Linked DNA regions of Homo sapiens: region 2 is linked to region 1. Evidence: read pairs that join two places in POLR2A ChIA-PET (ENCODE). Cell type or tissue: HepG2. All regions are shown on one strand. Each heading gives the region's core, and the rest is flanking DNA. Links, peaks and the distances in the headings are about the cores only.

Evidence for each region. ChIA-PET counts read pairs that join two places held together with the same protein. Peaks named below come from ENCODE experiments on the same cell type or tissue, not always from the same donor. Only the 100,000 strongest peaks of a DNase experiment are listed, where the experiment ranks them.
Region 2: POLR2A ChIA-PET joins it to region 1 with 5 read pairs; 3 of 35 experiments call an interaction of 5 or more read pairs at or near these places.

Annotation. Positions count from the first base shown.
Region 1 is chr6:36,827,221-36,832,597 of GRCh38, forward strand. All of the region lies in intron 1 of CPNE5 (copine 5), which reads right to left. Among named protein-coding and RNA genes, the nearest start is that of CPNE5, 9.5 kb to the right of the region's middle. In HepG2, for the core only: no CTCF peak of the experiment used is centred there; a DNase peak (open chromatin) is centred at 2,881; H3K4me3 peaks cover 906 bases.
Region 2 is chr6:37,086,648-37,092,024 of GRCh38, forward strand. It overlaps the pseudogene RPL12P2. Among named protein-coding and RNA genes, the nearest start is that of PIM1, 81 kb to the right of the region's middle. In HepG2, for the core only: no CTCF peak of the experiment used is centred there; no DNase peak of the experiment used is centred there.

The DNA.
Region 1 (5,377 bases), core at 235-5,234:
GCGCCCTACACCCTCTGATCCCACACCTCGTCCACACTTGCCTCCGTCCATCCCTCTCCCTAACTGCCTGTCCAGACAGAACCCTCAGAGCCTGCTAAACCTCCTACCTTGGCTTTGGACGGGTGGCTTCACCCCGTGAACAATGGGCCTCGCACTTCTGGGGCTCACCCCTGCCCCGGGGTATAAAATGGCAGTTCCTTGGGCTCTGTTCCAAGTCTGGCTGTGTAGGTCTGAAGCAGGGCTCCAGAGGCCATGTTTATCCAAGTGGCCGCCAGAGATCCCCCTATTATGTCTCTGATGGCAGCCGTCCAAATACCACATGTTGAGACACCGTCTCTTAGGGCCTCAGTTTCCCCCGCTGCAAAGGCACAGACCACAACACACACACGTGTAGCACCAGAAGTTTCTTCGAGGTAAAGCGCCTTCCCCACTGATCCTCACCATGATCCACTGAGGACTTCCAGGCCCAGGGGCAATGAGTCACTTGCCCACAAGCACACAGCCAAAAGCCTGGGGGAGGAAACCGGGTCTTCCGCCCTGACGAAGGGCCCGAGACACCAGGGCACAGACAAGACCAGACCACAAGTACTTTTTCTCCACTTTCTTTCTTTGGAGAGCACAAAGAGAAATTTTTTTTAGCAGGAAAAACGTATTTTTTTTTTTTCTAAAAGAGCATACAACCCTTCCGCTGTCTGCACAGCAGCCTGGAGCTTGGCTTCTTTTGTTCCTTAAATCAAGGCCAGGAAGCAGAGCCAAGAGCCCCTTTCCTCCCTGCTTCCCCTTGCGGAATCATTTCCAATTCAGTGGCAGTGAGAAAATGGTCATTCATTGGGCTGTGAGGTCAGAAGTCTCCAAGGCCCCAGCAAGGACAGAAAACACTGGAAGGGCAAAATGAGAGCCCTTGGCAGGTGCTAAAGGAGGGGCCACAGGGTAACACCTCCCATCTGGGGGAGCTTAAGAAAGAAGCTGGGCACATGTAGTCTTAGCTACTCGGGACTCCAAGGAGGGAGGATCACTTGAGCTCAGGAGTTCGAGACTAGCCTCAGCAACACAGTGAGATTCCATCTCTAAAACAACAACAACAAACCAAAAAAAAAAAAAAAAAAAAAGAAAGGTATGGGTAGAGGCTGGGGTGTACCATCCGAGAGGGAGATACAACCCTGCACTCAGGGAGCCCGGTCTGACCAGGAGACATAGCCTCTGCCTCAGGGAATCCTCAGCCAGAAAGGCATATTTGCTCTTGAGCTGAGATGCTGGGTGAACTGACCATCACGCATCCCTGGTTGTCTCTAAACAAAGCCCAGAAGTGCTGCATCAATGCACTGAGCAAAGGCTTTGGCTTCAGCATAGAAAGAAACATTTTCCTGGGGCAGGACCCATAATGGAGGTCATGGGCCCCCAATAGGCAAAGTATGGCATATTGGTATATACGGATACCACATATATGGATACATTCTTCTGGAGAGCTTTCATTAGCTACCCGAAGACATTCATGAGTCTAAAAAGCTCAAGAAAAGGTGGTGTATCTTCTTCCCAACAACTCACCCTAAGCATCCGTCCAACCTTGGGGGTGAAAAGTGGGGGCATTGAGAGCATAGACTTCAAGCTTCATCTCTGAATCCAACACCCAACTCTGTCCCTTACTTGCTATATGACCTCTGGCATGTCATTTAGCTTCTCTGTGCATCAGTATTCCCATTTGTAAAGAAGGGCTAATAACAGTCCCCCCCTCCCAGGAGTTTTGTGAGATTAAACTCACATAGTAAGTTGCAATGCAGTGCCTGGCATACAATAAGTGCTCAACAAAGGCCTGTGGAGAATGAAGATGGCACCTAAGAATGCTCCATATTCCCCCCTCTCTTCTCCCTAAAGCTTGGCTTTAGCAGGACCCAAGCCCTACTACCCTTGCCCACCACTGCTGACTGGTTGCATAGCCTTCCTTGAGGAGAGAGTGGGGACAGGAGAGCCAAGGTCAGGTAGAAACGGGAATCCTGGCTGGGCTTGGTGGCTCATGCCTATAATCCCAACACTTTGGGAGGCTGAGGCAGGAGGATCACTTGAGGCCAGGAGTTTGAGACCAGTGTGGGCAACATACGGAGACCCTGTCTCTAAAAAAAATAAACAAAATTAGCCGGGTGTGGTGGTGTGTATCTGTAGTCCCAGCTACTCAAGAGGCTGGGGTGGGAGGATCTCTTGAGCCCAGGAGGTCAAGGTTGCAGTGAGCCGTGATCACACCACTGCACTCCAGCCTGGGTGACAGAGCGAGACCCTGTCTCAAAAATAAATAAATACATAAATAAAGAAACAGAAGGCTGGGCACGGTGGCTCACACCTGTAATCCCAGCACTTTGGGAGGCCAAGGTGGGTGGATCACTTGAGGTCAGGAGTTCGAGACCAGCCTGACCAATATGGTGAAACCCTGTCTCTCCTAAAAATACAAAAATTATCCAGTCATGGTGGCAGACACCTGTAGTCCCAGCTACTCGGGAGGCTGAGGCAGGAGAATCGCTTGAACCCGGGAAGCAGAGGTTGCAGTGAGCCGAGATCACGTCACTGCATTCCAGCCTGGGTGACAGAGTGTGGCTCCATCTCAAAAAAAAAAAAAAAAAAAAGTTGAGTGTAGGAATTGCAAAAAAAAAAAAAAAAAAATACCCAACAGGAATCCTGATGGTCCCACAGAGGCCCCTGAGGTACTGACCAGCGTCACCCCATTTCTGCATGGAGCAATTTGCATAAACATCTGGCAAATGGAGTGGGAGAGAGATGACACCCAACAAGTATATAATCTGTGCCAAGTCCTTTGTCATGTACTTAGCCTGTGACACTCTATTTACCCTCCATATCAACGCCAGAAAGTAGACTTTGCTCCCATTCTATAGGCAAGGCCACAGAGGCTGAGCGATGTGCCTGATGTCACCGGCTTGTCAAGAGGCATGCAGAAATGTGAACTCTGAACTCTGAAGCTCAAGCTCATTTAAAGGTGCCCTGGGGAGTGCTTGCACTACCAAAGCCAAGGACTCCCAAAGCCCCATCTGGGCCAGCAATGCTCCGTCTTATCCTCACTGTCCTGCTTCCCATCCTCAGCCTCTCGGAGCTGCTCCCAAACAAACGACTGAAGAGGAGAATGGGAGGGTTTCCCATGTCCTCCTGCCCAGCTCCCAGACCTAAAAGGCAGAAGTAATCCGAGGAAAGCAGGGCGGGAGCTGGGAGGAGAGAAGCCTTGGCACCTAGCCCCTGGCACTTACCCATCTCCCCTTTCAGATCCTGTTCTCACCCGCGTGCTCTGCTTCCCTGCCAAGCAACCTCACCAAGGTCTAAAAAGCAATTTTCACATGGCTTAAAGAGCTCTCCTTCCTGGGGCAATTTGCATTTTTATTGTTATTAATTATTGTAATAATTGTCCCTCTCACACTACATGGCCAAGGGAAAAGAGCAGGAGCTCTGGCCTCAGATGCTTCTGAGCTGGAGTCCCCACATGGCGACATGTGGCCCTGACAAGGTGCTTCATCTCAGTTTCCTCATCTGGGCATGGGGTCACATACCTGCCTGTGGAGTTGCTGTGAAGTCAACAGCTTCAAACAGAAACGTAGGAAGCACACTCAATTCCTCTCTTTCCCTTATTCCCCCTCCTGTCCCATCAGCAAGTTTTAAATGTTTCTACTTCAAAATATATCCCAGATCTGTCCACTCCTCCCCATGCCACCATCAGTATCATCTCTCACTTGGAGGCCTCAGTAGTCTTCTGCCTAGCAATGTGCTTCCATGCCTGCCTCTCTCTACCCTTCATCAGTCCCTTCTCTTCACGATGACCAGAATTCTTTTTATTTTATTTATTTTATTTTTTATTTTTTTGAGATGGAATCTCACTCTGTTGCCCAGGCTGGAGTGCAGTGGTGCAATCTCAGCTCACTGCAACCTCCGCCTCCTGGGTTCAAGCTATTCTCCTGCCTCAGCCTCCAGAGTAGCTGGGATTACAGGCACATACCACCACACCCGGCTAATTTTTGTATTTTCAGTAGAGATGTGGTTTCGCCATGTTGGCCAGACTGGTCTTGAACTCCTGACCTCAAGTGATCTGCCCATCTTGGCCTCTCAAAGTGCTGGGATTACAGGCTACAGCCACCGCACCCGGACTCTTTTTATTTTTTATTTTGAGACAGAGTCTTGCTGTCAACCAGGCTGGAGTGCAGTGGTACAATATCAGCTCACTGCAACCTCCGCCTCCCAGGTTCAAGCAATTCACCTGCCTCAGCTTCTCGAGTAGCTGGGATTACAGGCGCCCGCCACCACACCTGGCTAATTTTTGTATTTTTAATAGAAACGGGGTTTCACCATGTTGGCCAGGGAGGTGGAGGCTGCAGTGAGCAGAGATCACGCCACTGCACTCCAGGCTGGGTGACAGAGTGAGACACCATCTCAAAAAAAAAAAAAAAAAAAGGCCTCTCAATAGCAAATGAAGATCAATATCAATTATCAAATAAATGAATGTGTCAGTAGTGTTCAGTTATTGGTACCTATTACCATGATTAAACTGATTTAGCACATTACAGTTTATATAGAATGTCACAGACTTAATCTCTTTAGTCTTCAGAACAATGAAGACAGAGGATGTGGACAGGACCAGTATTTTCCACCAGTTTACAAATGGAGAAACTGAGGTTGGAGAACTTAAATAATCTGGCCAGGATCCCAGAGAAGATAAGCCAGGAGTGGCACTGACTTTCAGTGTCCTGGCCAGGATTCTTCCATACCCAAAGGTATAAAGCTGTCCTGTTGTTACTATGAGGTCTGTGTGAGGCCAGCAGAAGAGACCTTAGGGAACCTTGCAATGATTTGAAATCACACTAAGCCTTTTTATTCTTGGCTGGCAAACAGGCAGAAAGAAAGGCAGTCATGGGTTCAGTCAAGCTGTGCTTGGAGAATCAGTCACCTAACACTGTCCACTGTCCATTGACCGTAGGAAAATCTGAGGAGCAGGCCTCAGAGATGCAAATTCTAGGCTCTTGGAAAGCCTCCTTACTTTCCAAATGGCCCCATAGATGCCACGTTTGCCCATCCAGCAAACATTGCCCACTCTCTTCCTGCTGACAGAATCCACATTGTTTAGATCTGATGACGACTCCCTGAAATCCGGGAAGATGGCCCCTGTCCCTAGTCTAGGAGTGCACATGAGACCCAGCTTTGGCCCCTGAAATAGAAAGGAAAGTTTGCTGAGAGACTTTGGAAAGGATTGTACTTTCCCGGTAAAAAGAACTTTTCAGAGAGAGGACTCTGGCCTCATGCCTAGCTTCCTGTCTTTGGATGCAGTTGTGATGCCTGAAGCAGAGGCAGCCATTTTGTAACAACGAGGCCTACTGCTAAGATGATAGCAAAATAC
Region 2 (5,377 bases), core at 161-5,160, 260 kb after region 1:
GGCCCAGCCTCTGGCAGACACCATTCTACTTTCTGCTTCTATGGGTATGCGCCTCATATAAGTGGAATCATACAGTATGTTTTTGTCCTTTTGTGTCTGACTTATTTCACTTAACATAATATCTTCAAAGTTCGGAAGTTCTGTTTCTGCTTTCCAGGTGTGGTGGCTCACGCCTGTAATCCTAGCACTTTGGGAGGCCAAGACAGGCAGGTTGCTTGAGGTCAGGAGTTCGAGACCAGCCTGGCCAACATGATGAAATCCCCTCTCCACTAAAAATACAAAAATTAGTTGGGCGTGGTGGTGGGTGCCTGTAGTCCCAGCTACTTGGGAGGTTGAGGCATGAGAATCACTTGAACCCGGGAGGTGGAAGCTGCAGTGAACAAAGATCGTGCCACTGCACTCCAGCCTGGGCAACAGAGCAAGACTCCATCTCAAAACAAACAAACAAACAAAAAACATACCAAGTTTCTATTTTAAGCTGAATAATATTCCATTATGCAAATTCCTACTTTAAGCTGAATATTATTCCATTATGTGTATATGCCATATTTTGTTGATCCATTCATCTGTTGATGGACACTTGAGTTGCTTCTACCATTTGATTATCGTGAATGATGCTGCTATTAACATGAGCATATGAATATCTGTTTGTGTCCCTGCTTTTTTTTTTTTTTTTTGAGACGGAGTCACGCTGTCGCCCAGGCTGGAGTGCAGTGGCGTAATCTCGGCTCACTGCAAGCTCCCCCTCCGGGTTCACGCCATTCTCCTGCCTCAGCCTCCCGAGTAGTTGGGACTACAGGCGCCCGTCACCGCTCCTGGCTAATTTTTTTTTTTTTTTTTTTTTGTATTTTTAGTAGAGACGGGGTTTCACGGTGGTCTCAATCTCCTGACCTCATGATCCACCCGCCTCGGCCTCCCAAAGTGCTGGGATTACAGGCGTGAGCCACCGCACCCGGCCGTTCTTGCTTTCAATTCTTTGAGGTATATAACCAGAAACTGAATTGTTGGATCATATGGTAACTCTCTTTAAGTTTTTGAGGAACCACCATGCTGTTTACTACAGCTGTTGCTCCCCTTTCAAGCTCATCCCACACTCCTCTGCTGCTCCCCTTTCAAGCTCATCCCACACTCCTCTGACATCTCCTACATTAGCTGGCATATTAGCTGTCGCACTTTAAAATGTGATACTGAACTCATTTCTCCTAACCCAAGGGTCTGGAGGAGACTCAATGGTGACGTGCCATGGGGCAGGTTTTGACCTGGTCCATTTCAGTGTTTGTGCTAGAAATTCTAATAAAAAGCATGTAGGTCTGCTAATCAAATATAAAGATGTTGCAAGATGAGAGGTCTACCACACGCAGAATGAAGATTTTAAAATACTGTGACAGGCCAGAGTGATGAAGCTATAAAAATAGCTTTTTTTCATTGAGTGCCATGATAGACCAATTGCAATGCTAAGTTTATTTCCTTTATATACCATTCATTGAAAGATCACAACTCTTTAAGATCAGAATTTTTTTTTTTTTTTTTTTGAGACAGGGTGTCATTCTGTTGCCCAGGCTGGAGGACAATGGTATAATCACGACTCACTGCAGCCACAATTCCCGGGCTCCAGTGATCCTCCCACTGCAGCCTCTTGAGTAGCTGGGACTACAGGTGCACACCATGATGCCCGGCTAATCTTTTTTTTTTTTTTGTAAAGACAAGGTCTGGGTTGGGCATGGTGGCTCATACCTGTAATCCCAGCACACTGGGAGGCCGAGGCGGGTAGATCACCTGAGGTCAGAAGTTTGAGATCAGCCTGGCCAACATGGCAAAACCCCATCTCTACTAAAAATACAAAAATTAGCTGGGCGTGGTGGTGCACGCCTGTAATCCCAGCTGCTCAGCAGGCTGAGGCAGGAGAATCACTTAAACCTGGGAGGTGGAGGTTGCAGTGAGCCAAGGTCACACCACTGCACTCCAGCCTGGGAGACACAGAGTGAAACTCTGTCTCAAAAAAAAAAAGAGAGAGAGAGACAAGGTCTCACTATGATTGCTGGTCTTGAACTCCTGGGCTCAAGCAATCCTCCCACATCGACCTCCCAAGGTGCTGGGATTACAGATGTGAGGCCTAGTTTACAGTTTTTATAATTTCATATAAATGAAATCATACAGTATGGACTTGTTAATTTTCATCTGGCTTCTTTACTCAGCATAATTATTTTGAGATATATCAATATTGTTCATTGTCATCGTATCAATACCTGTTCAAGTGGATCAGCAGGTTTTGTTTTGCTCAAATTCTATGGCATGGATATACTATAGTCGATGTATTCACTGTTGATGGACATTGGCTATTTCAAATAAAGCTGCTAGGAGCATATGCCTTAGAATGGACATATGCTTTCATTTATCTTGAGTAAATATTTTGGAGTGGAATGGCTAGGTCACATGAAAGATATATCTTTAACTATTTTTTAGGAAACTGCCAACTGTTCCAAAGTGCCTGTTCCATTTCATACTCCCACCAGCAGTGCTGGAGAGTTTTAATGCTCCACATCCTGGTCAATACTTGGTGTGGTCAGTCTTTTTAATTGTAGCTATTCTAATAGATGTGTAATAGAACACTTTTTTTTTTTTTCTTTTGAGACAGAGTCTTACTCCGTCACCCAGGCTGGAGTGCAGTGGAGTGATCTTGGTTCACTGCAACCTCCGCCTCTTGGATTAAAGTGATTCTCGTGCCTCAACCTCCCAAGTAGCTGAAATGACAGGCATGTGCCACCACATCTGGCTAATTTTTGTATTTTCAGTAGACAGGGTTTCGCCACATTGGCCAGGCTGGTCTCGAACTCCTGACTTCAAGTGATCTGCCCACCTTGGCTTCCCAAAGTGCTGGGATTACAGGCATGAATCCCACCGCGCCCGGACAGAGATCACTTTTAAACGAATCATATTACAAATCAAAAAGTGTCTAGAGGAAAATGCTAGAAGGCACAGGATCTGGAACCAGAGCCCAAAGGAAAGGGGGGAGGGGAGGTTAGGGGGATGGGTATCTGGCTTAGAGAAAGGAGGTTATCTTAAATATCTGGAAGAGGGATTACATTTGTGTTTAGAAGATGCACTAGAACCCAGAGGGAAAAGCCAATGGGAAACAGACTTTGCTCCATCAAAGGACTGTCTGATACGGCCTTTCACAGGCAGAATGAGCTTTTCAAGAAGTGAGATCCCTGTTACTGGAAGTGTTCAAGCAGCAGAATTTGGAGGCATCCCCTCTCAAGGACTGTCAATTCACATTGGTTCTGTACCTACTATGCTCTGCAATAGGGGCAGGGCTGAGAAGATACAAAAGCAAAGTTATCACGCTTTTGCCTAAATAATATCATGTGATTAGGGCTCTGGCTAAGGTATGTGCAAGGGTGATGAGAGGGAGAGGAAGGTGGAGCTTCCCAGAGGAGGCGACACTGCAGCTGGGTCTCAGGCATGCAATCAGACACCATGAAAGAACTCCTTGGCAGGGTTGGGCACATCCCAGCACTTTGGGAGGGAGGCTGAGGCAGGAGGATAGCTTGAAGCCAGGAGTTCAAGATGAGCCTGGGCAACAAAGCAAGACCTCATCTCTACCAAAAAAAAAAAAAAAAAAAAACCTAGACAGGGTGGATGGGAGTTGGGGTTAAATGACCTTCTATTTTCTAAGATTCTAAAATTAGGCTACATTTATTGCTAGGCGCGGTGGCTCACGTCTGTAATCCCAGCACTTTGGGAGGCCGAGGCGGGCGGATCACGAGTTCAGGAGATCGAGACCATCCTGGCTAACACGGTGAAACCCCGTCTCTACTAAAAATACAAAAAAATTAGCCGGGCGTGGTGGCGGGCGTCTGTAGTCCCAGCTACTCGGGAGGCTGAGGCAAGAGAATGGTGTGAACCCGGGAGGCGGAGCTTGCAGTGAGCAGAGATCGTGCCACTGCACTCCAGCCTGGGTGACAGAGCGAGACTCCGTTTCAAAAAATAAATAAATAAATAAAATTAGGCTACATTTATTAAACAACCTAAAAGTCCAGCAGTAGGGTCCTGGCTATATAAATTGAGGTCTATCTTTAGAGTAGAATAATATTCATCTGAAATATAATCTAGGATGTTCTTTACATACTGATATAGAATGATCTACAAGACACACTAGGTGAGAAAAGTAAGGTTCATACACTGTGTGCCATGGGCCAAACTTTGAATTTTTTTATTTTTATTTTTTTCTATTTTTATTTTTATTTTTATTTTTTTTTTTTTTGAGACAGTCTCGCCCTGTCGCCCAGGCTGGAGTGCAGTGGCGTGATCTTGGCTCACTGCAACCTCTTCCTCCCGGGTTCAAGCAATTCTCTTGCCTCAGCCTCCCAAGTAGCTGGATTACAGGCATGTGCCACCACACCCTGCTAATTTTTTTGTATTTTTAGTAGACATGGGGTTTCACCATATTGGCCAGGCTGGTCTTGAACTCCTGACCTTGTGATCTGCCCACTTCTGCCTACCAAAGTGCTGGGATTACAGGCGTAAGCCACCCCACCCAGCCAACCTTTGAATTTTTAAAAGGGGTCTAGCGGGCTTTTCGGCTCTCAGCTCAGAGGAGGCCAAGGTGCAACTTTCTTCGGCGGTCCAGAATCTGTGTTCATCCAACACCAGCCGCCTCCACCATGTGGCCGAAGTTCAACCCCAGCGAGATCAAAGTCGTATACCTGAGGTGCACTGGGGGTGAAGTCAGTGCCACGTCTGCGCTGGGCCCCAAGATCGGCCCCCTGGACCTGTCTCCAAAAAAGGTTGGTGATGACATTGCCAAGGCAACGGGTGACTGGAAGGGCCTGAGGATTACAGTGAAACTGACCATTGAGAACAGACAGGCCCAGATTGAGGTGGTGCCTTCTGCTTCTGCCCTGATCATCAAAGCCCTTAAGGAACCAAGAGACAGAAAGAAACAGAAAAACATTAAACACAGTGGGAATATCACTTTTGATGAGATCGTCAACATTGCTCCACGGATGCGGCACCGATCTTTAGCCAGAGATCTCACTGGAACCATTAAAGAGATCCTGGGGACTGCCCAGTCTGTGGGCTGCAATGTTGATGGCCGCCACCCTCATGACATCATAGATGACATCAACAGTGGTGCTGTGGAATGCCCAGCTAGTTAAGCACAAAGGAAAATATTTCAATAAAGGATCATTTGACAAACAAAACAAAAATAAAAGGTCTAGTGACACACACACATGCACGCGCACGTGCATGTTTTTACTGGCGTAATCTAATGTCCCTGGGCCACATGGGTTGCCTTTGAGAGGGGAAGCAGCTAGGAAACAAGTCTGTGAAAGAAACTGTATTTTACATACCCTCCTGTGCCCTTAGAATTTTA